Linked DNA regions of Homo sapiens: all the other regions are linked to region 2. The links are chromatin contacts, found by Hi-C or POLR2A ChIA-PET in ENCODE. All regions are on one chromosome and are shown on one strand. Each heading gives the region's core, a stretch centred on a gene start or an enhancer-like site at or near the end of the contact. The rest is flanking DNA. Distances are from core to core; before and after follow the strand shown. Region 1 has its middle 24 kb from the start of MIR4522. Region 2 overlaps KSR1 (kinase suppressor of ras 1). Region 3 has its middle 74 kb from the start of MIR4522.

Evidence for each region. Hi-C counts contacts between places; a loop is a spot of excess contacts on that map. ChIA-PET counts read pairs that join two places held with the same protein, here RNA polymerase II (POLR2A). Pooled maps may share reads with other maps.
Region 1: a loop to region 2 is called in a map of Jurkat, with 2.5 times the contacts of the local background. The contact joins two enhancer-like sites. A Hi-C loop is called at or near these places in 1 of 168 maps with a recorded cell type or tissue (Jurkat). POLR2A ChIA-PET finds 5 or more read pairs at or near these places in 1 of 52 experiments (common myeloid progenitor, CD34-positive).
Region 3: a map of Jurkat shows a loop between it and region 2 (3-fold over the local background). The contact joins two enhancer-like sites. A Hi-C loop is called at or near these places in 2 of 168 maps with a recorded cell type or tissue (Jurkat and mammary epithelial cell) and 1 of 50 pooled maps. POLR2A ChIA-PET finds 5 or more read pairs at or near these places in 2 of 52 experiments (A549 and activated CD4-positive, alpha-beta T cell).

Annotation. Positions count from the first base shown.
Region 1 is chr17:27,267,699-27,272,089 of GRCh38, forward strand. No RefSeq gene overlaps it. Among named protein-coding and RNA genes, the nearest start is that of MIR4522, 24 kb to the right of the region's middle. Within about 2 kb of position 2,478, at least 3 of the 41 ENCODE cell types and tissues checked have a DNase peak (open chromatin) inside an H3K27ac peak, as active enhancers do.
Region 2 is chr17:27,598,124-27,602,596 of GRCh38, forward strand. KSR1 (kinase suppressor of ras 1) reads left to right here. Exons shown (of 21, transcript NM_001394583.1): 11 at 3,237-3,278. Among named protein-coding and RNA genes, the nearest start is that of LGALS9, 31 kb to the right of the region's middle. Within about 2 kb of position 1,893, at least 6 of the 41 ENCODE cell types and tissues checked have a DNase peak (open chromatin) inside an H3K27ac peak, as active enhancers do.
Region 3 is chr17:27,217,666-27,221,711 of GRCh38, forward strand. No RefSeq gene overlaps it. Among named protein-coding and RNA genes, the nearest start is that of MIR4522, 74 kb to the right of the region's middle. RefSeq lists enhancers at 16-365, 1,454-1,503. Within about 2 kb of position 1,571, at least 4 of the 41 ENCODE cell types and tissues checked have a DNase peak (open chromatin) inside an H3K27ac peak, as active enhancers do.

The DNA of each region.
Region 1 (4,391 bases), core at 1,228-3,727, 330 kb before region 2:
CTGCACTTCAGCCTGGACGGCAAGAGCAAAACTCTGTCTCAAAACAAAGAATATACATTTTCACAATATCCACATTACCCTATATACCCCTATACCCACTAAAGTGTGAGAAGCACTTCCGTAACCTCTGGACTGAGGCAATTAAAGGAATAAAGTTGAGAAAGAGTGGAGAATGATGGCTGTGGATCAGATAGATGTCTGGGTCGGGGGCAACCATAGAAGTACTTCTCACACTTTAGTGAGAAGCAGCTAGACTCCCAAACAGTCTCAGTTTCTGCTCTTCCTCAAACCTATGGTTAATTTTAGGGGCTATAAGCCTTTGCTTCTAGCAACCAATGGACTCTTGACTAGAAGAGCAGGTAAACTAATGCTAGTAACCTAATTCCAAATACTCTAAAACTATCCATTTATTATCCTTCTATTAGTGTTGGCCCAGAAACTGGGGAGAATGGGAAGAGTGAATATGGGTGGGAAGAGAGAATGTGTCTCTGAGGATTGACACCTAGGTGAGTGAGCACTCAGTTTTAGTACTCACATCTAGCCTAGAGGTTATCACAGCACATTTTATTTCTCATTACTTGGTTTATCTCTGTGTTTTTTAAAATTGGAGAAAACACTAAGAAATTCAATAGAAAGCCCAGATTAGGGGTATTGTTGGTTAAGTACTTATTTAGAGCTTAGATTATCCAAGTCAATTTTGCTAATAGGCTCTTAATATTTTAACATGCTAGAGAAGATTAATTAGGGAGATTTAAAATAATACTGCTCTAGCCATCTTGGCTTTAACCTGGGTCTGGATTGTTCATGATATGTATGGGGGAGTGAGGGACAGTTGGGGGGTGGTGCAAGAGGGGCTCTGGAAGAGTCAGTTCTGGACAATCCATTTACATAAGAGTTGTTGCCAAGGGAACAGGAACATCTGCCTACACCAGAGAACAGGTGTCTTTGGAGGGCAGTGCTGATCTGAGTGCTAGGGGAGAGGTGGTTCTAAAATATGCTGAAGGAGCTGTTGCCTGTAAAAAGTCTGAAATATCAGGCGCAAGCCTCATTGTTTTCATGCCCAGGTGGATCAACACACGACAAAAAATGGAGGTGCGGTTCCCCACGCCAGCAGCAGGTCCTCAAGTGGACCTCAGGGCATTGAGGGCAGCAGTGTTGCTCAAGCACCTCGAGCTTCCTGGGCTGTCCAGGTTTTGTTTTAAGCTGGCTTACTGTCCTCTGTGTCATGTGATCTTGCTTTGTTCTTAGTCTACACGTTTAAATTCTTGTCCAAAATCTGTTTTTGTTTTTTTTTTCACTCCTGACATCATGCATATCCCAATCTTTACTTGTCTGCTAGTCTCCAACAGGATTTACAATGACAGTCTCTTAACAACCTGGTCTCCCTGCTGCCATTCTTGTCATCCTCTCCATTCTCAGCTTGGTAGCTGGAAGGAACTTTGAACAATGGAAACCTCCTCTTAATATCCCATTGTTGGCTGCTCTGCCTATGGATAGTCATTCTTTATTCCTTTACTTTCTTAATAAACTTGCTTTCACTATATAGAGATAGAGATAGAGATATCTCCCAATGTCTTCCTGCCATCCTTAGCACAAGTCAAATCTCTTATCCTAGTCTGTACTGCCTTGTGTGATCTAGCCCCTGCCTTCCTCTCTGACATTACCTGCTACCTGCTACTGCTCTCCTTGCTTTTTTCGCTCCATCCATATGACTTCCTCTTTCTCAAACACCCTGAGCTCCTTCTGCCTCAGAGACTTTGGAGAAGCTGGGCTGGCTGCCTGGGCTCCACCTTGTCTCACCTGAAATGCTACCTTCTATTGCTAAGCCTTTCCTGATCTATCAGTCTAGAGGGCATGCTCTCTGCTGAAGCCACTTTCTAGCATATCATTGTGTTTTATTTTTTTTCACAGAATACATCTCCATCTAGAATTCCCATGAGTCTGTTTCTTGTTTGTTTGTTCATTCCCTGTCTCCCTCCAGTACAATGAAAGCTTCATGACTGCAGAGACCTCATCTGCCTCCATAGCTGCTGCATTGCCAACACCTAGAACAGTTTCAGGGACATAATAGGTGCTCAATAAACATTCATTGAAAACACAAACAAGCAAACTTCCCAGCATCGCTGATCTCCCACTTGCCACTTGGATTGATTGCATGCATGCTTGAATTTGCTCCTCTGTTATGGAGACTCCACCCTCCATTTACACCTCTTTCTGGAAATCCTGATAAACCTCTCAGATCAAGCCCTGTCCCTGGAATTTTCTCTAGCACTGGGAAAGGAAAGCTCATGCACAGTTTGACTTTGTGTGTTTAAACTTTTGGTGATTGGAGTAACTGCTTCCTATTTCACAGCCACTCGACTCTGTAGAGAAATATTTCTATAAGCATTTTGCCCTCAGTCTTGCTCCTTCTGCATGTTGACTTTGTGCTCTGAGACAACAGCCCTGCTTCCTGGCAGCACCTGAGCCTCACATCCAAGGAGGCCACCAACAGTGACGTGCTGATTCTCCCTCCTAAGTTTCTGTTTGAAAACTCCTGGAGGACGCCGGGTGTGGTGGCTCACGACTGTAATCCCAGCACTTTGGAAGGCCGAGGTGGGCACATCACCTGAGGCCAGGAGTTCAAAACCAGCCTGACCAACATGGTGAAACTGTCTCTACTAAAAATACGAAAATTAGCCAGGCTTGGTGGCATGAGCCTGTAATCTCAGCTACTCAGGAGGCTGAGGGAGGAGAATCACCTGAACCCGGGAGGCAGAGGTTGCAGTGAGCTGCAATCATACCACTGGACTCCAGCCTGGGTGACAGAGTGAGACTCCATCTCCAGTAAATAAATAAATAAATAATATGGTTTGGCTGTGTCCCCACCCAAATCTCAACTTGAATTGTATCTCCCAGAATTCTCACATGTTGTGGGAGGGACCCAGGGGGAGGTAATTAAATCATGGGGGCGGTCTTTCCCAAGCTATTCTCGTAATAGTGATTAAGTCTCGTGAGATCTGATGGGTTTATCAGGGGCTTCCACTTTTGCTTCTTCCTTATTTTCTCTTGCTGCCACCCTGTAAGAAGTGCCTTTCACCTCCCACCATAATTCTGAGCCCTCCCCAGCCATATGGAACTGTAAGTCCAATTAAACCTCTTTTTCTTCCCAGTCTTGGGTATATGTTTATCAGCAGCGTGAAAATGGACTAACACAATAAATAAATAAATATTTTTAATTTCAAATATGCAGCTTTTAAAACCAGGTTGGGAAAACTTCTTTAATTTTTAAGATTCAAGAAGTTTTTTTTAAATGATGAGAAATGTTCCCAATTACATTTCAAAGCTACGATGTGGCAGTTACAGTTCTAACGCAGTTATTTAAGAGCAAAGCTTGTGAAACGTATCACTTCTGACAAATTCTTCACTTTCCTCAGTTATGGTTAAGGCTCTCTTGAGTCCTCTCAAATTCTAACCATTCTATTTGTGGCCTGAAACCTTATCCCAGTTGTCCACATCATCTTTAAGCCAGCAACCAAGTAGAAAGGACTGTGTTTATTGTACTTCTCAAAACGTGGGATAGCAGAATCACTTGACGTGGTTGTAAAAACACAGATTGCTGAGCTGCACCCTAGGCATAGTAACTGGAGGGTCTCTGGGGGTGAGTCCAGAACATTTTTTTTTTTTTTGAGGCAGAATCTCACTGTGTTGCTCAGTCTGGAGTGCAGTGGCAAGATCTCAGCTCATTGCAACCTCCGCCTCCCAGGTTCAAGCGATTCTCCTACCTCAGCCTCCCGAATAGCTGGAATTACAGGCATGTGCCACCACGCCCAGCTAATTTTTGTATTTTTAGTAGAGATGGGGTTTTGTCATGTTGGCCAGGCTGGTCTCGAACTCCTGACCTCAGGTGATCCACCCACCTTGGTCTCCCAAATGCTGGGATTACAGGGGTAAGCCACTGCATCTGGCCCAGAGCACTTTTCTTAATACTCAAAATTTTATAGGTATCCAGCTTCACCTACCCTACCCTCTACAGAACAGCATGCATTGTTCTTACTTGTTAAACATTACAAATAGCAATTCTCAGATTCCACTGTGGTGATGAGAGACAAACTTAAGCCTACGTACTTAAAAATAAAGCAAAAGAAATTTATTTAAATGCCAAAAAGTAAGAAAATACACGCAAACTACTAGAGAGATCATTCATTTGAAGGTCTTTGGTTTGTGTTTGTTTTATTTTAAATAAGATGTTCATTTAAAATGAAGGGGTTGTGCATTAAAAGTCTTGCTCTGCTATATTTTATTTTATTTTGAGACAGAGTCTTACTCTGTCACCCAGGCTGGAGTGTAGTGGTGCAATCTTGGTTCATTACAATTGCCACCTCCCAGGTACAAGTGATTCTTTTACCTCA
Region 2 (4,473 bases), core at 643-3,142:
CAAGCAGCAGAGTGAAGCCCACCTGCCCATTTTGGGACTGAGCTGCTGCCTCGGCCTCCCTGGCAGCTCCTCAGAGTCAGTCTCAGCCTTCAGTTTATTACAGTTCGCAGTCCCAGAGGAAGGAAGGTGACTGTGACACTCCTGTTTGCTCTGGACCCAGCCACAGGCCGTCTCCAGCCCATAGAGTCCAGGTCAGGCCCCTGTCTCTGGCCTCTGGAGCTCCAGGTCCATGAGGACAGGCACAGCTCTCCCTGTGCCAGGAGATCCCCAGCTGGAGCCATACCCAGCCAGCAGGAGGCCAGGGAGCTTCTCCTGGGACTTCTTTTGGGGACGGTGGAGACGGAGATCTTGTAGGAATCTCTCTCTTTGCCTTCACCTCAGCACGCACGTGGCTGGATATCTCCTGACATTCACGCGTTGTCCTGAGCACACCCCTCCCCTCCCTGCATTGAGTGATGGCCCATTTGATTAACCTCCTCTCCCATTCTGCTCTGTCTTTATTATGCTCTGAAACTGTGCCTTTTGCTAAACCTCCCAGTTTGGGTTTTTGTAAAAGCAAAGGGTGTGTTTGGAACACGGCAGTCACAGAAAAAGTTCTTTTTGCACAATCAGCCAGACCCTTGCTGCTTTCCCTGATGTCCCCAGATTGGGCCTTCATCGTCCCCTGCACAGAGGCCTCACTCTCTCCAAGATCCTGTCTCTTTGGTCGTGGCAGCACCAATGGGTCAACCCTCCCCCCAACCCCCACTGCCCGCCCGGCTGGCCCGGTGGTTCAGCTGGAGAAGGCACGCCTCCTATCGTCCCCTGCTCTGTGCTGTGCAGGGGCATTGCACTTGAACTTCAGGGGTAAACCTGGGAAAAGATTATAGTCACGTGCTGCTTCACAACGGGGAAATGTTCTGAGAGAGAGATTCCGTGATTTCATTGTTACGTGAGCATCATAGAGCGCACTTACGTAAACCCAGATGGTATAGTCCTCCACACGCCTCGGCTGTGTGGTGTAGCCTGTTGTTTCTAGACTGCAAACCTATGCAGCATGTGACTGTACTGAATATTGTAGGCAATTGTAGCACAATGCTAAATATTTGTGTATCTAAACATCTGAACACAGAAAAGCTACAGTAAATATACAGCATAAAATATTAAAAATAGGGCTGGGCACAGTGGCTTATGCCTGTAATTCCAGCATTTTGGGAGGCCGAGGTAGGCGGATCACTTGAGGCCAAGAGTTCAAGACCAGCCTGGCCAACATGGTGAAACCCCATCTCTACTAAAAATACAAAATTAGCCAAGTGTGGTGGCACATACCTGTAGTCCCAGCTACTCAGGAGGCTGAGGCATGAGAATCGCTTGAACCCAGGATGTGGAGGTTGCAGTGAGCTGAGATTGCACCACTGCACTCCAGCCTGGGTGACAGAGCAAGACTCTGTCTCTAAATCAGTCAATCAGTCAATTGTTCTTTATTTGTAGGGGACTGGAAGCTGCTCTGGAAGAATTCCTGTACACTATTGTAGACTTTATAAACACTAAACACTTAGGCTATACTAAATTTATTTTAAAATATTCTCCTCAATAATAAATTAACCTTAGCTTACAACTTTTTTACATTATAATCTTTAAACATTTTTTTTAACTTGGACTCTTTTGTAATAACACTTAGCCCAAAACAAACATATTGTATAGCTGTACAAAAACTTTTTTTTTGAATTTTTATAAGCTTTTTTCTATTTTTAAAATCCTTATTTTTTCTTTTACTTTTTAAACTTTTTTGTTAACTAAGACACACACGCTAGCCTAGGCCTGTGCAGCCTCAGGATCATCAATATCACTGTCTTCCACCTCCACATCTTGTCCCACCGGAAGGTCTTCGGGGCAGTGACATACATGGAGCTGGCATCTCCTGTGATAACAGTGCCACCTTCTGGATACCTCCTGAAGGACCTGCCTGAGGCTAGTTTACAGATAACTTTTTTTTTTTTTTTTTTTTTTTGGTAAGTAGAACAAGTATACTCTAAAATCATGATTAAAAGACTGGATGTGGTGGCTCACGCCTGTAATCCCAGCACTTTGGGAGGCCAAGGTGGGCGGATCACCTGAGATCAGGAGTTCAAGACCAGCCTGGCCAACATAGTGAAACCCCGTCTCTACTAAAAATACAAAAATTAGCCAGGCATGGTGGTGGGCTGGGTGCCTGTAATCCCAGCTATTTGGGAGGCTGAGGCAGGAGAATCGCTTGAACCCAGGAAGCAGAGGTTGCAGTGAGCTGAGATTGTGCCATTGCATTCCAGCCTGGACAACAGAGCAGGACTCTGTCTCAAAAAATAAATATATAAATAAAAAAAATTTTAAAAATGATTAAAAGTACAATATAGTAAATACATAAACCAGTAATACAGTTGTTTATTCTCATTATCAAGTAAGATGCTACCGTGCATAATCGTGCGTGCCATCCTTTTATACAGCTTGTAGTTCCGTGGATTATTTCCCGCCAGCGTCACCACAGACACGTGAGGAATGCATGGTGCTGCCCTGTTACCACAGCTACCACATCACTAGGCAAGAGGAATTTTCCCACTCCATTATAATTAGGGCCACCGTCATGTATGTGGTCCCTTGTTGACCAAAACAACATTCTGTGGCACATGACTGTATTTACACCCCCATTTGACAGTGAGACAGCTGGAGAGGTTAGCCAACTCCCTAAGGTCCCAGAGCCTAGTTATGTGGCAGAATTGAGGTTGGAACATGCTGTCAGCTTCCAGAACCCCAGTGTATCCTTTTCAGTCACCTATGAGAGAGAGAGAAAAAAATGTGGGTAGGGAGTGGTAAGGTTGAGACACTCTGGAGGTACAGGTGGGGCTCAGGGGGAGGAGGCCATTCTTCCGTACATAACACTGTTAAACTTTTCAGAATCACTGTTTCTCTCCCATTGTATTTTGCCCTTCTGGGCTCACATGCATTTCACAGAGTGCTGGTGACCGGAGACGGGGTCTTGGAATGCCCAATCCTCCAGTGCAAGCCCCTTTAGTCCTGCAGACTCCTGCCAGGGCCCATTTTCTCCCAGCTCTTTTCCTCCTTCCTGCATGGTTTGGCCTGTCCTTGCCAGGTCCATCTGGGGTAGGGCTGTCCCAGCCCAGTAACAAGTCCCTGCCTCCCAAGCCGGTACCTGCAATTCCGCTCCTCCCTCCTGCGTTGGCCGTTCTGTGTGTGTGACTCACCTCCTCTTCTGTTTAAAGCTGCCTACTTCATTCATCATAGACAGCAGTTTATCTTTCCAGGTGAGTCCTTTGCATGGTTCCATTAACTGCCCTTTGCTGTGACCCCTTCTGTCCTGCCCACCTGGGCAGGGCGCCCTCTCTCTGGGTACCTTTGGAGATACTTGAGTCTCCCTCCACCTGTTCTGAGAGCTGACTGCCCATAGAGGATGGGAAGAGGGCAGGGCAAGTGCCCTGGTGGTAGGCCTCTTACGTGAGAAGTTCTTGCTGGGAGGGACCCTGGAATCCATCCCATCCAGCCTCTTGGCACAGAGACTGCAGGCAACCTTTTCAAGGTCACACTGCTAGGAGATGGCAGAAGGACTAGAATCTGGGTTTATAGAATGGGGAGAGGACTTTTTGCTAATGCCTTATGAGCATATGTCACCGTATCCTCCCTTGCACAATGATGGGAGGATATCTTATGCACAATGTCTTAGAGAAGTAGAAACCCATTTGGGAAGGTCTGCGGGCTTCTCTTAGTGGGCTTCACCCTTCTGTGCCTTACCACACAGTGCCATCTGCTGGCCATTGCTGGAAATGCCTCCTTATTGCAGAAAGTTTAAAGGAAAACGCTTTCAGTAAGTCAATACATTGAGTCCCTTCTGCAAAAGTTGTTTTCTACACTTACTATGTACCAACCTTTTCATTCCTGCCCCTAAAGTGCTTGAGATCAGTGCTTTTTACTGTAACTGAAGGTGATGAGCATAATGGTGTTTAAAACAAAGACTGTAGCTGTTTTTTTTTTGGATTGAACAGGACTGTCTTGAAGTCACAGTATTTTGGTTACTCCAGGCTTTTCTATTCCCTAAGCCAGCTCCATTAGGGGGTTGACTTGGAGCATCTGTGAGTCCTTAGAGGACCATCCATATGGCGTTGCTCAGGTGTGTGCAGGGCAGCAGTCAGGGCCCTGAGAACCCGCCTCCCGGAGGCTCCCTCTGAACAGCTGAGCAGCCTCTGCAGTTTCACACCGGTTTTTTGTTGTGGTTCCCCTGGTTACTAGCTCTAGGATGCACGCAGGGAATTACCCCAAAACATTGGGAAGATATGGCTCTTCTCCCAGAAGGGTCCATTTTCCCCCGAAGATATGTCACAGGGAGGGCAAGGAAATACATTTTTATTAAAGCAAACGTGGACACATTTTGGAGCAGAATGCATGATACACTCTTAACTTTTAAGCAAAAGCATGAGGATTCAGAGAGGCATTTTGCCTTCCCAT
Region 3 (4,046 bases), core at 321-2,820, 380 kb before region 2:
TGCCTTTGTGCTAACTAAAAGCGTGTTGGGGAAGAGGTTAGTCTCTAGACCTTCCTACTTCCCTAGAGGGAGGCGTAGCTTGCTGTGACTGACGCAGTGGGAATTTCCCCCAGATAGAGGGAAGGCATAGATGCTAGGCTGCCACAAACATTGACAAATGTCCACCACAACAGGTGTGCATTAACTCAGGCCTACCACAATCCCTGAATTGCAATTTATGTCACATTTTAGTCCCCTTGCTGATACTAGAGAAACCCCAGAAGCATGATTACAAGTCATCATTTAGCATAGTTTAAGCACGTGATTCATTTTCATTTTTATTTTAGAAGGTGGCATTTTCTGACCCACCTTGGAGATGCGCCCTTTGAGGAGCCTGCAGCCTCCTGCACCTGAAGAAAGTGGCCCACTCATGAAAACGCCCAGGCTCCCAGTTGGGGAGAACCATCTCCACCAGAGGGGGATCCAGATCCAGTGGAGAAGAATTTTTTTTATTGTTTTTAGATAAACTGTCTTCAAATAGTGCAGCACGGGCACTTCCTGCCTCGATGGAAATTCAGCACACTTCCTGCTGCTCACCTGCCCCATCTGTGTTTATCTTCTGCCTCAATCATGTGAAGGCCAAATGGGTGGCATGAGTGCAACTGGGCCAGCTGTGGCTGGGGGCAGCAACAGCTCCATGTTTTGAGGCCAGATGGAGGCTGCTTTGGTCTAGGAGGTGGAGGGGAGCCAGTGGCTGCTTCAGGCCTCCCTGTGTGGAGTGCTTGGAGCTGGAAGTAGAAGCAGGGCCCAACTGGGGGCTCCATTGGATGAAGCACACCATCCCATCCAAAAGCCTGCTCCCAATGTCCTCACTGAGCTCTCTTTGTTTCTTTCTGTTTCTTCTATATGTATACATATCAAATATGTGTGTGTGTGTGTGTCTATGTATGTGTGTGAAACAGAAAGAAGCAAAGAGTCCTTTGCACTTTATCAAAGGTACTCTACTAATTCCTTTACACTTTTATCAAAGATATTCACTTGTCAGGGACACTAGAGCAGTGTCCAGGCTGCATGTAACATCAGCTGGGAAGCTTTTATAAATTAAAACAACTATAAAATAGTTGCAGGCATTTTCAAGTTTTTATTAAGCCTCATAAAAACTTGAAAATGTCTATAAGACACCTACACTACAGGTCTCCATGGCTCTCTGCAAAACATGACCAAGCTCAAAAAGACACACAAGGTTAGAAGACACCACAGATTTGGCAACAGCCCATGATCCTTGGGTTTATCTCCCCTCAGAGTGGCTCCTTAAAGTGACACTGGCACTTTTCTGAAACGCTTTCCTGCAGGTTCTTGAGCACACTCTAATGGAAGCTCTCTCTCAGAATTATGCACATGAGAGTGTCATTGTAGAATGCTTTTTAGCATATCCACCACAGGTATAATGAAACACAGGCTACATACTGATAAAATGGAAGGACCAAATGAAACAAGCCTATTCATACACATTTCTGTGTCTCTTTGCATCTGTGGTTTTCAGACTTTAGTGTGCATCAGAATCGCCCAGAGGACTTGTTAAAACACAGATTGCTAGGCCGCACCCCAGAGTTTCAGATTCAGTAGGTCTGAGATGAGGCCCCAGGAGCTGCAGCAAGTAAAACGGGCAGCAACAGCTACTGCGTCACCTGAGGCCCATTTGCGACAGTCTCTGCTCTGTGTGATAAAAAAGATCACATTTTCCTTTCCTCTAGGTCTGATGTGAGGCTGGCTTGTTTTACATTGGGCATCTCTGAGAAAGTATCAGGAAAAAGGCAGACAAAGCAGAAGTGCCTGAAATGATATTTATTAATTTGGATTCTGAGTAGCTAAATTGAAACTTGATTGTGCCCTTACCCCTAGCTCCTCCTGGGCCTGGAGCAAGGACAGGCTACGTCTGAGGCAGCAGGCATTGGAAGGAGTAGGATCGGGTTAGGGCTAGTTTTAGGGCAAATGAGGTACCTCCATCCTTACCGTCCAGCTATGTAGTAACAAATTAGCCTCTTCTAGATGGTCTGAAGTCTATTATATAAAGTTTGGCTTGTATAAGTGTTTCTAAAAGTGTTTTAACATGAAAAATTTTAAACACATGGAAACTTACGAAGAATAGTACAATGAACACCTATATATACCCAGGAACAAAATTCAATTATTATTAAAATTTTGCTTCTTGTTTCTTGGCTCACTACAACCTCTGCATCCCAGGTTCAAGTGATTCTTGTGCCTCGAGCCTCCCGAATAGCTGAGATCATGGGCATGCACCACCACAACCCTGCTAATTTTTGTAATTTTTTAATAGAGACAGGGTTTCTCCATGTTGGCTAAGCTGGTCTCAAACCCCTGGCCTCAAATGATCCACCCACCTCAGCCTCCCAAAGTGCTGGGGTTACAGGCGTGAGCCACTGCGCCTGGCCCATTTGTTTCATTTATATATATGATCTATATTTTTTGCTGACATCATCTCCAAAAAAGTAAGGACATCTGCACAGTCACAATGTCATTATCACCTAAACATTAACAGTATTCCCCAATATTGCCTTATATCATCTCTTCCTTTTATCCCCAAAATGTTTTATGGATATTGTTTCTTTGAGTCACACACAGAACCTAGGCAAGGTCAGGGCCAGGGTGATATGGGTTAAAAGGACTCCAGAAAACTCAGTAATCAAGAGTAATAATATTGTAATGCAATATTTCAAAAAGTCCAATTGGCTAACTACAGCCCATAGGCCAGCTGCGTGTTTTTGCAGGAAAAGTTTTATGGGGCTGGGATTAGCATGAGATAAGTGAGGCAGGGTTGTACAAATGTAGGCTCTCTTTTTTTTTTTTTTTTTTTTGGAAACAGAGTGTCACTTTATTGCCCAGGCTGAAGTGCAGTGGCATGATCTCAGCTCACTGCAATCTCCACCTCCTGAGTTCAAGCGATTCTCCTGCCTCAGCCTCCCGAGTAGCAGGGAATATAAGGCATGTGTCACCATGTCCGGCTAATTTTTGTAGTTTTAGTAGAGATGGAGTTTCACTATGTTGGCCAGGCTGGTCTCGAACTCCTGACCTCAGGAGTGTACATGCACTACACAACATAGGTCCAGACAAGAAAAACTAATAACTGGCAGAAGTATGGGGTGAAAAAATAAATTAATATTTCTAGATATTGAAACACCTCTTTCAAAAACTATATTTCACATAGGCAAAAAGTTAAGCAAAGATGAAGAACATTTGAATAAGCCTGATCTAATAAGCATAAATAGAATTGATCACTCATAAGAACTACATTTTTTTAAGTACATGTGAAACATTCACAAAAATTGACCTGGGTGCAGTTGCTCACGCCTGTAATCCCAGCACTTTGGGAGGCTGAGGTGGGTGGATCAACTGAGGTCAGGAGTTCGAGACCAGCCTGACCAACATGGTGAAATGCCGCCTCTACTAAAAATACAAAATTAGTTGGGCATGGTGGTGCATGCCTGTAATCCCAGCTACTTGGGAGGTTGAGGCAGAAGAATCGCTTGAACCTGGGAGGCGGAGGTTGTAGTGAGCTGAGATGGTGCCATTGCAGTCCCACTTGGGCAACAAGCAAAACTCTGTCTCAAAAATTAATAATAATAAAATTGACCTGAACTAGACAACAGAGAAAACCTCAAGGAGATCCAAAAAGTTCATATCATGTAGACTTTCTCTAACTATAATGTAATAAAATTAAAAATGAATTTTGAAAATTCCCTTTAAAAGTTCCATGTAATTGTAAACTAAAACGTGTGTCTAAAAAAAGTTTACATAAAGAAGAAATCATAAGGAAAATTATTAAATATTTAGAACTAAACAAAAATGAAAGCACTTTGTGTCTTTCTAATGCTGTAATTAGAAGGGAATTTGTAGGTATAGATACATTAATTTAAAAACTAGAAAGCTTTTCCTTTTCTTTAATGAGATAAGTGTTTAACTGAAAATTTAGAAACAAAACAATAGAGTTAGCCTAAAGAAACAAGATGGAAGGGAATGATAATCAATAAAATAGAGAACAAAATATT